2 separate regions of the Homo sapiens genome follow, and region 1 is linked to region 2. Evidence: chromatin contacts called from ENCODE Hi-C data. All regions are on one chromosome and are shown on one strand. The core of a region is the stretch at or near the end of the contact, and the rest is flanking DNA. Distances in the headings are between cores, read along the strand shown. Region 1 holds the start of TLX1 (T cell leukemia homeobox 1). Region 2 has its middle 16 kb from the start of PAX2.

Evidence for each region. Hi-C counts contacts between places; a loop is a spot of excess contacts on that map. Pooled maps may share reads with other maps.
Region 1: a pooled map shows a loop between it and region 2 (5-fold over the local background). The contact joins the promoter of TLX1 here to the enhancer-like site in region 2. A Hi-C loop is called at or near these places in 3 of 37 single-sample maps with no recorded cell type and 6 of 50 pooled maps.

What each region holds. Positions count from the first base shown.
Region 1 is chr10:101,128,791-101,133,733 of GRCh38, forward strand. TLX1 (T cell leukemia homeobox 1) reads left to right here and starts at 2,510. Exons shown (of 3, transcript NM_005521.4): 1 at 2,510-3,319. The coding sequence starts at 2,752. It overlaps TLX1NB (TLX1 neighbor), which reads right to left and starts at 2,356. Exons shown (of 3, transcript NR_130723.1): 1 at 1,996-2,356.
Region 2 is chr10:100,727,071-100,731,827 of GRCh38, forward strand. No RefSeq gene overlaps it. Among named protein-coding and RNA genes, the nearest start is that of PAX2, 16 kb to the right of the region's middle. Within about 2 kb of position 2,179, at least 2 of the 41 ENCODE cell types and tissues checked have a DNase peak (open chromatin) inside an H3K27ac peak, as active enhancers do.

The DNA.
Region 1 (4,943 bases), core at 1,260-3,759, 400 kb after region 2:
ACTGCCATGAACATTCATTCAATTCTCTCAATTATAAAAAATTGGGACATTTCTATTAACTTGCCTGGGTTGTTATAAGTCTTAAATGAGATAAGCATGATGTGGTACCTGGCACAAAACTGTCTTTCAATAAATAATTTATTTCTGCTTTAGTTCCCTCAAGATAAGAGGCAGGAAGAGATTCATTCGGGTTCAGACAACTTCCAAAGTAAGTTATGGAACTCCTTGGGAAGGGGTAGAGTACCTGGATTGGGTAAGTGGGAAGAAGAGAACTGGCGAGGGAGCGGAGCCCTCTCATGTTTCTGCTTAGTGTTTTTTTTTGTTTGTTTGTTTTTTGAGATGGAGTCTTGCACTGTTGCCCAGGCTGGAGTGCAGTGGCGCGATCTCAGCTTACTGCAAGCTCTGCCTCCTGGGTTCACGCCATTCTCCTGCCTCAGCTTCCTGAGTAGCTGGGACTACAGGTGCCCACCACCACGCCTGGCTAATTTTTTGTACTTTTGGTAGAGACGGGGTTTCACCGTGTTAGCCAGGATGGTCTCAATCTCCTGACCTCGTGATCTGCCCGCCTTGGCCTCCCAAAGTGCTGGGATTACAGGTGTGAGCCACCATGCCCAGCCTTCTGCTTAGTGTTTACAAACAACTACCAATTTCACATTTGGCTTTGTCTTGAGTGGGCCTTTGTCCACCTGGCTAGAGCTCAGACAAGGTTTTCCCCACAGATACAAACTTCCAACCAGCACGTAGGTTTCCAGGCTAACCCACAAAAGCAAGTTGAGTCTAGCTCCTCCATATTGATCCACACCAATCATAGCTATTCTGAAATGTACTTTCCTCACATCTGTAAAATAGGGAGAATACTCATCTCGAAGGATTGGTGTAGAGTTTATATTGTTCTCCATAATACTAACATCTGTCTTGTTGTATTTGCTTCTTTGCTTATTGTCTGACCCCCTCTATAGAATGTAAGCTTCATGAGGTCAGGACCTTTGTTTTGTTCACTGCTATGTCCCCCATGCCTAGAACAGTGCCTGACACATAGTGAGTACAGTACTCAATAAATATTATTGAATAAAGAGATACATTCTTTGTTATTCACCCAAGATGACCATATTTTGTTGTTTGGGGCTGTATTCTTCAGGAGAGAACAGAAATGAATAAGCCACTCTCTGCCTCCAAGAAGATCTCTTCAAGTGGAGGTGACAGACATGCCCAAAGCAAATAGATTGCAATAAGACTTGATGGGAGAGAATGTGAGTCTTCACATCCTAGCATCTTTCCAGATAGAGACAGGGCCTACCCAAAAGTCTAATCTGAAACTGAACTGAAATAGAACAGAAATAGATCCCAAGTGATGGAACCTGTGCCTTTCCCAAAGCTTGGCTTCTAAAAGGTAGCAAACATTTTCTACTGGAGAGGGGAAAGACAGGAAGAAGAAAAAGGGAGTTTCCTCCTTTTCTCTTGGGCTCTCAGCCAGACAGCCACTGGCAAAACGTTGGAAAGGCCTAAATTTGTCCTGGATGCACTTCCCTGATCCTAGTCCCACCAATCCCAGCCCCCACGGCCTTAAGCCCCTATGGCTCCCTCCCAAGATTCCAAACGTAAGAAAAGAACACACACCACAGTCCAAAGGCTTCTTGTCTGGAATAGCCAACCCTGGGGTAATTGTTAGGTGGAATGCAATCTGGTTGAATTCATTCAAACACTGTAGGAATTGCCTCTTTCGAACCCTGTAGGATTTTACTTCTTGACGCATCTGTTTATTTAAAACCAAAGGGGTATGTTGAGGCATGGGCACCCTGGCAGCAGACCCCAAACCAACCCTCTTGACTTGTGCCTGCCTTTCAGGATATGTTCCCTTCCTGAATTTGTCTAAGAAGGCTGAGTTGGGGGGTGGTTGCTGATTTTTATAACATATAGCCAGTTGTTCATAGGCCTGTGTTTTAAAGAAGGGCAAGCCTGAACTCACCGTCCTGCCTCAGGGCCTGGGCTCCATACCTGGGGAGTAGACAGTCTTCTACTTTCTAAAAAGCTGGACTTGAAATTTGGAGTAAATCTCCTGGTTGAGTGACAGGTGTTTCGCAGCTGAGCCCTTGAGGAGATTCTCCAGTTGGGCAGAGACATCCCTTCCTCAGACGCCTTGTGGGCTGGACTCCTTTGGCCCAGTTCAAAGTGAGGGGAGGGCTCCCAACAGGCCGGGAAGACAGTTGACTTCACCCTCCTTGGGTTTGTCTGTCTGTCCGTCTCTGGGAATGGTCGCTTCCTGTTTTCCCTTTTCCTTTTAAGCCTCGCCTTGTTCCCCTCTTCTCTCTCTTCATGAACTACTCCGAGTCTTGGTCTCCGTCCCTCTATCTCTGGCTCCTGCATCTGTCTCGGCTTCTGGCCTTCCTCTCCCCCTCCCCTCCCCTCCCTCGCGCTGTCATTCACCCCGCTCCTCTCCGCGCACAGCCAATGGAGAGACCCAGTCGAAACCGCGAAGCTCTCTTGCACCGGGCTTTTTCGCCTGGTGATTGATGTCCCAGAGTCAACAGCGAGCGAGCAGCCGGAGCGGGGAAGCAGAAGCCAGAGAGGGGAAGAATACGGCGCCCCCTCTCTCCCTCCCCTCCCCCTTCTACTTTAGCCTTTCTGCGCACTTCGCTTCCAAGTCTCCGCGCAGCCAGGAGCCGCTGTTGCCTCCCAGCCCCTGCTAGCTGCCCCCCGAGCCGAGCGCAGCGAGCGCCGCCGCCCGGGCCCCCCGGTGGGGCCAGGGCCAGCATGGAGCACCTGGGTCCGCACCACCTCCACCCGGGTCACGCAGAGCCCATTAGCTTCGGCATCGACCAGATCCTCAACAGCCCGGACCAGGGTGGCTGCATGGGACCCGCCTCGCGCCTCCAGGACGGAGAATACGGCCTTGGCTGCTTGGTCGGAGGCGCCTACACTTACGGCGGCGGGGGCTCCGCGGCCGCGACGGGGGCTGGAGGAGCGGGGGCCTATGGTACTGGAGGTCCCGGCGGCCCCGGAGGCCCGGCAGGCGGCGGCGGCGCCTGCAGCATGGGTCCTCTGACCGGCTCCTACAACGTGAACATGGCCTTGGCAGGCGGCCCCGGTCCTGGCGGCGGCGGCGGCAGCAGCGGCGGTGCCGGGGCACTCAGCGCTGCGGGGGTAATCCGGGTGCCGGCACACAGGCCGCTCGCCGGAGCCGTGGCCCACCCCCAGCCCCTGGCCACCGGCTTGCCCACCGTGCCCTCTGTGCCTGCCATGCCGGGCGTCAACAACCTCACTGGCCTCACCTTCCCCTGGATGGAGAGTAACCGCAGATACACAAAGGACAGGTTCACAGGTGAGTCCGGCCCGCGCGCTCCCCGCCTGGCCGCGGCCCGGGCTCCGTGCTACCCCTGCCCCGCCGGGTGGCTCCCCAAAGCCGGTTCTGCGCTCCAGGTCGCCCAGCTCTTCTTGGTGCTTCCCCCAAGTTGAGCCGCCCGCCCGATTCTATAACGCAGACTCGCCATGCTTGAAGAGTTCTCTCAGCCTGGACCCCTCTCTGTCTCCCGAAGGACCCCTGCTCGGAGGAGCTCTCCCTGGTCCCCTCTCCGGATCCACTAGCCGGGTCAGGCAGAGAGAAGGAGGCCATAGATTCAGGACCACCTTCTGCAGCTACTCTTGGCCTGGGAATCTTAGAGAAAGGGGTGCAACGTGAACAGTTTCTTCCGTCCTGGCTGCTGTTCTAGGACCCAGGAAGCGAGCCCCAGGATCAGACACAAGAAAAGAACAGGTTCCCCCACCTCCAGTCCCCTACACACATGCACTTCGCGCCCCTAGCTCCGGTGCCCGTGGTGCTGCGGGGCCAGTGGGGGCTCTGAGCCCCGGTAAATCAGCAGAACCAGTGGCCTTTTTTTTTTTTTCCGGAGAGCAGGCTTCATCTGGGAGGATGGCAGCGGGGCTTAGCCGCCCAGGACAGCTAGCTTTTCATTTTCGTTCTCTCCCGGCTGGGTGTCCTACCCCGGGCCCAGCCCTGTTATCTTGGGCACGAACAATGCACCGGTAGGCTGGTGATCGGTGGCGGGAAGACTACTCCCGGGACATTGGGTACTAAGTGGTGGCCGCTGCCGCCTTCTCTGCTGCCCGCTCCCGCCTTCCTCTGCTGGCCCTGGCTCCCTCTGCTCCCGTTTCCACTCTGGGCACTCAACTCTCCCTCTGGCGTGGATCCCTTCCCCCGTTCTCACTTTCTGCTCCCCTTAGGGTTCCCTGGATCCTAGACCACGATCCTTCCGTCCGGGCTGGGAAGCAGCCACAAATTGAGCCCAGGTTAGCCAGCCGATCTTAGAGAGAGGAGGCAGGAGGCACTGGCTGCTGCTGGCAGAGATGGGGCCTCCTGGGGGTCCCCCGGTTCAAGGGCCCAACAGTGGAAGGGGGGTTTACATAACTACTTGGGAGAAGCTGCTGAGAGCTAGATACTGGGCCAGGAGATTCCAAAGCACCCCTGGCTTCCTGCTTCTGTTCCAGGCAGCAGCACAGCCAGGGAAACTGCTTCTGCAGCTTCTTACCAGACTCTGGGGCCACGGCAGAAGTGGTGTGGAGGCTGGTGTCCAGAGGAAGAACAGTTGCTTGGGTCTAGGCCTCAGGAAGGGCCCTCCCTAGAGGGGTCCCAGTGCCCCCAACCTAAGTTTTCTCTGGCCTGGGGCAGCAGGGCCTGGTGCCCATCCCATTCCCCACCCAGGCCAGGCCAGTCTTGAAGGGCCCTGCTGGAAACCCAGCCGGGAGTCCACTAATCCTGGGCCTCTGGTGAAAGGTACTCGGTTTAGGGCCTACCGCGGGGCCCTAATACTGTGTCAGGCATGAAGGCGGTTTCAGCGAGTGTATGGCTGTGGCCTTGTTTTGCTCTGTGTCCTGTGTGCTTGTCCCGTGCCTGTGCTTGTCTGGTCCTGTTTGGGTGTATAGATCTGTGAGTTTGCCCCCGTTGTACG
Region 2 (4,757 bases), core at 929-3,428:
TGGGTGGGGGTAGGGAATGAAATAACATGATGAAATGTGTTATTTAAATGTGCCAGGAATATAAAAACTTACTTAACCTGACCAACAATTTTTTTTTTTTTTTTTTGGCTGGAGTGCAGTGGCGGGATCTCGGCTCACTGCAAGCTCCGCCTCCCGGGTTCATGCCATTCTCCTGCCTCAGCCTCCCAAGTAGCTGGGACTACAGGCGCCCGCCACTACGCCCGGCTAATTTTTTGTATTTTTAGTAGAGACGGGGTTTCACCGTTTTAGCCGGGATGGTCTCGATCTCCTGACCTCGTGATTCGCCCGCCTCGGCCTCCCAAAGTGCTGGGATTACAGGCGTGAGCCACCACGCCCGGCCAACAATTCTATAAAGCAGAAATTCTTGTCCCCATTTTACAGACGTGAACACTTAGGCAGAGTGAGTTCAAGGGATTTGCCCAAGGTCACATAGCTGGTACATTTCAGATCTGAGAAAGGTGGAGTCCACCTCCAGACTGCTGACTCCATCTTCTACCCTTGGGTGCTGCTTTCTCAGATGTCTTGGGATTAGTGAGAAGTTATCATCTTCTATAGTGTGCATTGTTCTATGAGACTGCCCGGTAAAGGGTGCATGAGGTTGGGAGAAAAACCCATTTGTCAAGTGAGACAGGACATGTGGGTTTCCACTTCACAACCACTACAGGTGAGGATTTGCAAGGGAAGAGAGTTGGAGGGTACAGGGGAGGAATCAGAATTGAGATGAAATTCACCCAGAAACCTAGGTTGACCTTAATTTAGCATCTCACCCTGCAACACACATACACACACACAAAATCTGTGACCATCTTGTTTCTGCCTCTCTCATCTAATGCTTCTGTATCCCTTAGACTTTTTTGAGGCCTCACATCTTCTTTTGCAGACCACTCACTCAGTCTCTGATGCTCTCTCTACCTACAGCTCATTGTCCATAGAGTCCCCTCCAAATCAGATCTTTTCATTCCTCTGTTGAAAAAATCTCCCAGGCAAGGCATAGTGGGTCACTCCTGTAATCTCTGCTTTGGGAGGCCAAGGTGAGAGAATTGCTTGCCTTCAGGAGTTCAAAGCCAGCCTGGGCAACATAGCAAGACCTCATCTCTACAAAACATTAAAAAATTAGCCAGGTGTGGTGGCATGTACCTGTAGTTCTAACTACCCGGGAGGCTGAGGTGGGAGGGTTGCTTGAGCCTGGAAGGTTGGGGATGCGAGGAGCTGTGATAGTGCCACTGCACTTGGCCTGGGTGACAAAGTGAGACCCTGTCTCAAAAACAAAAACAAAACAAAGCAAGCAAACAAACAAAAAATCTCTCAATTGCATCCATGACCTAAAGGAGAAAAGCAAATCCTTAGCAAAAGTTCTCCTTGCTCTAGGCCTTGCCAACCTCCCAGCCTTATTTCCCTTACTTGACCCATATATTGGCTTCACAGAATCCTTTTTGCTTCCCCAGCTAGGTAGGCTGTTGCCCCCTCCCCATGCCTTTATCTTGATGCTCCTTCTGCCTAGGAATATTTCACCTGCTTAGCTCCTGCATTTAGTGGACATCTACTGATCTTGCAAAACCCCATTCCCTTTATGAAGTGTTCCCTGACACTCCCAATTACCTTTCTCTGTATCCCAGTCACCTTTATCTTGACACTTTCCTGGAATTTATTGGTTGATAGCTCTCTCTCTTTCTCTTTGCAACCAGGTAATGTCTTCCTTGAAAACAAGGCCAGTGTGTGATTTACCTCTCTAGCCCCATTGTCCCAGTCCAGGTTTACTGACTGACTGGTGCCCTGATTCTTTGAGTCAGCCCAGCTCAGTCTCTGCCTTCCTACTTCCAAAGAATTCTGGTCTAGGCATCAGTTGCATTCTGTCTCCGTGCAGAAGTAGGAACTGATTGAGCTGCCAGTCTCCTTCCTGGAGGTTTTTCTGTTTTGTTTTGTTTGTTTTTCCACTCGTCTAGTCCAGCTCTGCAGCTGACCCACCAGCCAATGCCAGAGGAGGGGACAGGAGGAGAGAGGAGGAGCAGAGTGGGTTGGACCAGGTCGACCCAGAAGTCTCAAAAGGCTGGAAAATTTCAGGGCGTTTGTCATCCCAGGGCCGCCTAGTGGGCAGGGAAGTCTTCCACTCTGTGATCTCGGTCTCACTCATACCGGAGCCTGCAGCGGCCCTGTTGCGGTCTCAGTCTTCAGCCCGACATCATGGGGGCGCCAAAGCACAGGGGCTCAAAATGGTGAGGCCGGGGAACCGGGCGCTCCCATCTCTGTCTACGTAGATACCTAGTCAAACCGAAGGGGGAAGCTTCCTAGCATCCTTAAGCCCTCCTTTCCATCCGGTCTGCATTTCCACTTTTCATTGCAATCTGCTTCTCTTCTGCACCGCCCCCTCTCCTCCCCCACCCTTCTCCCGTCCCTTTTCCTCCCCACCCCACCCCTGCCCCCGCTTCTTTCTCCTCTTCTTTCTTCCTCTCTACCCTCTGGCCTGGGGACACCGGTGCTGGAGAAGACCCTGGGAACGGGCAGAATCTGAGCCGCGTCTCTGAGTCGCAGTGGGAAGGCGGCTCAGGAAATGCGCCCTCCGCTGGCGCTGGGTCGCGGTTCTGGCTGCGTTACTTTTTCCTTGCATCTGTGGCCCGGCGCGCCAGCCTGGACACTAGATCCGCAAGAAGGGAGTTTTCCCAGGGCCGGCTGAAGAATGAGAAGTCCGAGCTGCGGGGACGTTGGGGGTCTGTGCTTAGCGGCCACAGCCTGCCCACCACGGGTTCCCGCCACCCCGCCTCCCCACCTCCCTTCGCGCCAGGGCTGAAAGTCCCAGGCGCCCAATGCGTGCCCAAGAACGAGCCGTGAACCTTTTATCTACCCGTCCCCTTCCCCGCCATGGACCCAGGACGACACCCCACACCCAGACACCACTCTTTCCAGGGGCAGATGCTCCGGCGCGCCCCGCGCCCTGAAGTTCAACTTGGAATCCAGGTCCGCGCGGGACCCCGCCTAGCGCCCCAAGCGCACAGGCTGAGCGCCCCGCCCTGGCCTCCTGGGCCTGCGGCCTCAGCGCGAGAGCCCTGGCCCCCTTCCCGCCGCGGGTCGCGGTCGGGAAAGCGCGCCCTGCAAGGGGGTTTTGTAGATAAACAAAAGCGTTTGCTCTTCTGGTTTTCTTTTATTTTCTTTATTCGCCTGTCCCTTCCTTCTTAATCTCCCTCTTCGCTCTTGTTTCTTTAACTTATTTCCCTTCCTCATTTTCCCTTTCTTTTCGTTCGCTTTTCCTTGTCACTCTCCTTCTTGTTCTCTTCTGTCTCTTTCTGTATCTCCCTCTTCCATTTTGGCCCCTTCTCTGCCTCTGGGTTTCCCTTTCCCGGGCCCCTCACTCTTCCTGGGCTAGGATTGCGCCGTCTCCCTGCATCATTTTTCCTGGCTCCGCTGCCTCTTTCTCACTTTTTCGTTCTCCCGGCGGCCACCGTCTGGCGGGCTTGGGTCCGGCTCCCCCGCCGCCGCAGTGATTTATTCGCTTCACCCGGCGGAATCAGGTGCTGAACCGAGCCCCGGAACGAGAGAACAGATTTCTCCCAGGAAAGGTTTTGTGAACTAAACGATGCTAATTACGGGGTGGGGGATGCGTCGCCCGGGAAGGGGAGGCGCGCGGGGCCGAGCGCGGCCTGGGAGGGGAGAGACCGGGGCTGGCCGAGGCCCTCCCGGGGCGCCTCCCCTGCACCTCTCGCCCTGGCTTTCGCCTTTCCCTGGGAACTTTCCCGTCTGAGTTAACTATTAACCACCGGCGAGAGGCAATTTTCTTCGGAATTTCAGCGATTTCCTTTTCGCAGTGGACTCAGATTAGCACGCAAACAGTGAGATGCTCGGCTTGAGTCTACGCGCGGGCGAAGATGCCTCTGTCGCCTCAAACAGTGTCCTTCGCGACGGCGGAAAACTACAGCCCGCCCCCGCTCCCGTGCCTGCTCAGGAAGCCGTGACCAAGCCAGTGCCCGCCGGTGCCCGGAGTGAAGGTGGAAAAAGCCGAGTGCTCCTGCTCGGGGGCGGGGTTGAGAGGGGGAGATTAATCCGGGCAAGCCAAGGGGACCTTAGACTTGCAGCCAGGGCCGCCACCCGAGGAGCCCGCATGCAGGGACGCGCCTGAAGGCTTAGTCAAACCCGGGGAAATGCCCTCCCCCGCCTGCAGAATCCCCACGCCGTCTCTTACTTCCTCCCTCTTTGCCACTGGCGAGCTTACACGTGCACACACACACACCCCTCTCTGTCTGTGACCGCAACAAACTTTGTGAAACTTGAACCGCTGGGTGCAAAGTTCACGCCCTTTTCTCCTTTCCTCTCTTGCCTGGGCCGGCTCCTCCTGGAGCAGGGAGGGAAGAAGTTCTTGGCCTCCAGACCTGGGAGAGGAGTTTCCGAAAGTCAGGGCCTCGCCTCGCTGTGACATTAGACCCTTGCCACCCACCAGACCGATGGACACTAAACACTTTCCTTGTCGGAAGGCGCTAGTAGTTGCAGCGGCCAGGCTTGGCAGGGCCCTGGTCGACCACCCCACCACTGCCCTGGCCGGACTTTCCCAGGGCGTTGGTCTCCTGGTCCCTATTAAGTCGGGGCTGTCCTGGGCTTGGAGCCCAGGTTCAGGGCTGTCAGCCCCTTGCCAGCTGTCTGAGCTCTCTGCCTTTCTAGTTTATTTTCCCCCAGCTCTTGCCCTGGGTTAGCTCTCTCCCAGCCCTCCACTCTGTCTCTGTCTCCGACTCCATCTCTGGCAGGGCTGCCAC